Regions from separate parts of the Homo sapiens genome. Here region 2 is linked to region 1. Evidence: read pairs that join two places in POLR2A ChIA-PET (ENCODE). Cell type or tissue: Panc1. All regions are shown on one strand.

Region 1 (2,500 bases):
TTTTTTAAATGTATTTATTTATTTATTTTGAGACCAGGTTATGAAACTGGCTAATTTTTGTATTTTTGGTAGAGACAAGGTTTCACCATGTTGCCAAGGCTGGTCTCGAACACCTGGGCTCAAGGAATCCACCCGCCCTCAGCCTCCCAAAGTTCTGGGATTCCAGGCGTGAGCTACTGTGCCTGGCCTGTAATAGTAATACTATTATTGTGGCTAGAAAGACACCAAGCTTGAATTTGAATGCAAGTCTATATGAGTCCAAGGCCTCCTCTTTTTTCTTCATGTTATCTTCCCAAAACCAGGGTCATGTGACTATACCTGTAATTCACCATTTGTTTCACTGGTTTTTGCAATCTAAATCATACAGTTCTTTCAAGGCTAAAAAGTAAATCAAGCCCACCATAGTTTTTATGCTGGGGACTACTACCCCAAATCATTTTTTACTTCTCTTATTTGTTTTTTTTTTTTTTTTTTTTTTTTGCACTGTACACTACACGATCTAGTTAGTTCTCCATGGGTTGTCATATATTTTTTCTCTAAGCTATAAAAGTTAGCTGGCACTATTCACAATAGCAAAGACTTGGAACCAACCCAATTGTCCAACAATGATAGACTGGATTAAGAAAATGTGGCACACATACACCATGGAATACTATGCAGCCATAAAAAATGGTGAGTTCATGTCCTTTGTAGGTACATGGATGAAGCTGGAAACCATCATTCTCAGCAAACTATCACAAGGACAAAAAACCAAACACCGCATGTTCTCACTCATAGGTGGGAATTGAACAATGAGAACACATGGACACTGGAAGGGGAACATCACAACCGGGGACAGTTGTGGGGTCGGGGGATGGGGGAGAGAGAGCATTAGGAGATATACCTAATGCTAAATGACAAGTTAACAGGTGCAGCACACCAACATGGCACATGTATTCATATGTTACAAACCTGCACGTTGTGCACATGTACCCTAAAACTTAAAGTATAATAATTAAAAAAAAAAAAGAAAGAAAACTCCACCAAAAAAAAAAAGTTATCTTGGGCTAGCATAACAAACGAGATACATTGGGAGACTTAAGCAACAGAAATTTGTTTTTTTCACAATTCTGGAGGCTAATAGTCTCAGATCAAGATCTGGGATGGTTGGTTACTGGTGAGCATTTTCTTCCTGGCTTGCAAACAGCTCCATTCTCCCTGTGTCTTTATGTGGTGAAAAGAGAGAGAGGCAGAGGGCTCTCTGATGTCTCTTCTTATAGGACACCAATGCTATTGGATCAAGGCCCTATGCATATGATCTCATTCACCCTCAATTACTTCCTTAGAGGCTTCAACTCTAAATACAGCCACGTTGGAAGTTAGGGCATCAACATATGAATTTGGGGGAGACACAAACATTCAGTGCATAACCAAGTGCCTTCTTAAATGTATCTTGTCTTTCAAGACTTCAAGCAGAGAGACAGTATTGCATTTTTGACTTCTTTTATGTTTCTTGCAAAGGGCTTAGCTGTGACTAGACATGTAGTAGACTGAGCAATATACAAATGAAATCTATTTTACAAAATTTGCAAATCAAAATAAATGGAAGGACAATCACTATGATACATGGGTTCATGGATACTACTGTGAAAGAGGTCAGTGATAGAAGACTGAAGAAAGGGCAAACATTTAAAACTTCTAGGCTCTTTGACATTGAAATATATATATATATATACATATATATATACACACATATATATACATATATATATACACACATATATATACATATATATATACACACATATATATATATATATATTTTTTTTTTGAGATAGAGTTTCACTCTTGTTGCCCAGGCTGGAGTGCAATGGCATGATCTCATGATCTCAGTTCACCGCAACCTCCGCCTCCCAGGTTCAAGCGATTCTCCTGCTTCAGCCTCCCGAATAGCTAGGATTACAGGCATGTGCCACCACATTGGGAAAATTTTTTGTATTTTTAGTAGAGATGGGGTTTTCCCATGTTGGTCAGGTTGGTTTTGAACTCCCGACCTCAGGAGATCCTCCCGCCTCAGCCTCCCAAAATGCTGGGATTACAGGGGTGAGCTACCGCACTCGGCCTGACATTGAAAGAGATTAATGCCAATGCCCATGATGTTACAGTAATAAAATTAGGAAGGTGAGTGTAAATCAGCAAGAGTAAACATCAGTCTAATAGTATTCAGAGTGGTAAATAGCAGGAACGTTACAGTTCAAATGGTAACCACCACTTCCCAGAAAGAGGAATGCTTTTCTTTTTCCACTAGAATCTTGGAGTTTGCTTGTTATTTTTAACTGACTATCAGATGGTTTCCTCACCAGGGCCCATGTTGATGAAGGTAGTAGGGCACTAAAGCCAAGCATAACAAGAATTTTTTTTCTTTTTTCTTTTTTTATTTTTTGGATACAGAGTCTCACTCTGTCACCCAGGAGGGAGTGCAGTGGCGTGATCTTGGCTCAATGCAACCTTCACCTCCCAG
Region 2 (2,500 bases), 200 kb after region 1:
AATTTAGTTTTTTTTAATGGGAAGTGAAAAGCTGTGGTACCTTTCGGTTCATGTGACTTTAATCTTTGAGAAATAAAAACAGCCCTAAAGAAATATTGGTAAAATGCAGGTCAGATGCAAGGTTTGCTAAGTGTTGTGAGGTTACAAACAGCTTTTTGGGTTTTGAGAACTATTTGACTTGCCGGCTTCACAACTGGTATGGCCTGGGGATGTATGGAACTAACCACGCCCTTAATTAAGAAGGCAAACCTTGGTTGCAGTTAGCACACAAAGCAACCTACAAAGTTTTACCTTAAAGTTAAAAATTGCTAGGAGTTACCATTGTAACATATAATTGAGACTACTGAAAGTAGATTTACATGCAAGGTGTGTAAGAAAAGTAAAATGTGTTTTTTAGTAAAAGGGTATAAGAAGGCATGGAAATGCAAACTTTTGCCTAGGGTTAAAGGATTGTTTTGATTTAAATTAGGAAAAAGTTGAAGGTTCAATGAAGTGGTGGAAGAATTTTGGAAATTAATCTTGCAGAAGAGGTTCTTTGTGTGAACACATTAAATTCACAGGGGTTGTAAAAGGTTTTTGCTTCTTTACATTTCTAAGTCATCATTTTGGCAAAATAAATAATTTATGGTAATCTGGAACTCTATTTCATGTAATCTGGAACTCTACTTCATAATATCAAGTGTTTTAAACCTTGAACATTTAACAGCTTTCCCGAAATCAAACTTCAGTTTCAAAATTGTCTTCCCTGGCACCTGGCTTTTCGAATACTTCAGAGGGCCCCTGAAATATCCAGAAAAGAGAGGTAAATGGGATTATTTGACAGGTACATGGGATTGCCAAAATGATGTTCAATCTTTAGGTTATATTTTTGGTAAATAGTGCTAATATATATTCCAAGATTGTATGGGATTTCTAGAATTCTAATGTCTGAGTATATGCTATCAATCACGATTAAGGTTGTTATGTTAAGTTATTGTAAACTACAGAGATAACCAAACTTCTTTGTCAATTGTGTTTCTAACTGTAACTACCTTGGACATTTGCTATTCACCAACAATTGTCTTGTTTTAATCCTTTTCAAAAGATGGTTTATAATGAGGTATAGAACTTTAACAGGTGCTCTCAAATGTAGGCTTCTGATAACTTTAGAGATTGTAACATTGGAATAAAAGAAAATGTACAGGACTCATAAAGAGCTGAAATGCTCATGAATAGCAAGCAAACAAAACAATAGTTCACTAAATATAGACTGAACTCAGAAAGCTGAAGCAACCTTTTTGACTTTTGGTTGGAATATTGCTGATCCATGTTTTGTTTTTCAGAGTCAAGGAAACTTATTTTGAACTGTTTACAGCCTTTAATAATTAAGGTATATACTCCTGTGATCAAAATTTGGAGCATGTTTGTTTCTCTCTGCCTGGTTCCTCTAGAATTTGGTAACTATGAGTATTCTTAAGGCAGTATAGTTGTTTGCATCAGTGCAATAAGAATCCATTTTTCTTTTGCAAAAGGACACAAGTGGAGAAAGTAGTTATTTTACTAAGGCTTTGACTAGAAGGGTATGCTTCCCTTTAAGGAGTCAAGCGCGACTTGCAGAGCCAATAAAAGGCCCATGGGGAAACTGGCCTCATACCCTTGTCTATGCAGTCCCTGTACAGGGTTCCTGACCTGTGGTCAGTAAAGAATGTCACTTTCTAGCAGGTCCAGGAGCTCCAAGTTTATCTTGGGACCTTAAGAGGGAGGATCACCCAACTCGCAGGTATTTGAGGATACAAACCCATGGCTGGGCTGGGCTTTAAAAGGTCTTATCTGTGATTCCTCGTGGATCACACTTCCATCAAAGCCAATCCAAAAGGCCTATGTAGAAATAATTATTCTTGCTGCATTTTATGCAAATAATCAGGCCAAGTATAAGACTAAAGTCTATTTAAATAACTCGGTCCTATGATCATTTGTTTCTTAACAAAAATGAGGACTGGAGAGAGAGAAATTATGTTTCAAAACTTATATATTTGTCATTAAATTCTAAACTCACAAGTTGTTTTTAAGTTTTTGCCTACCGTTTAGACTAACCCTGCTTGTTCCTGTGAACCTACCAGTAATTTCTGGCTGCAGCTCAGAAAGAATGAAAGGGATGGGTAATGTGGAAATCTGGATCAGTATTTTAGTTCTGAGCAATTATTCTGCAAATCCTGCCAGGTGTTGGAATAAATAGGGTTCCCATGATGTGAAGGTTTCCTTTTGGGGAAAGTAAGACCAAGGGAACTAACCAAAGTCAAGCGCCATACACCCAAATCCTAGCAAGCATAACTATAGCTGCCAGCTAGCAGGGTGTGCCACAAGACATCCCCTTTCCTCTCCCTTGTTGGAGGAGGAATCAGTTCCACAGCTTCACCTTAGCATTTAGCTTATGATAAGGAGTCCATGCAACACCCCCAGAGACACATTTTTGTCCCAGATCCAATTCCAAGCTTTGGGTTAAAGATCTAGAAAGAAAACT

What was found. ChIA-PET counts read pairs that join two places held together with the same protein. Peaks named below come from ENCODE experiments on the same cell type or tissue, not always from the same donor. Only the 100,000 strongest peaks of a DNase experiment are listed, where the experiment ranks them.
Region 2: POLR2A ChIA-PET joins it to region 1 with 8 read pairs; 2 of 35 experiments call an interaction of 5 or more read pairs at or near these places.

Annotation. Positions count from the first base shown.
Region 1 is chr5:124,765,701-124,768,200 of GRCh38, forward strand. No RefSeq gene overlaps it. Among named protein-coding and RNA genes, the nearest start is that of ZNF608, 20 kb to the left of the region's middle. In Panc1, no CTCF peak of the experiment used is centred here; no DNase peak of the experiment used is centred here.
Region 2 is chr5:124,963,983-124,966,482 of GRCh38, forward strand. No RefSeq gene overlaps it. Among named protein-coding and RNA genes, the nearest start is that of ZNF608, 220 kb to the left of the region's middle. In Panc1, no CTCF peak of the experiment used is centred here; no DNase peak of the experiment used is centred here; H3K27ac peaks cover 1,311 bases.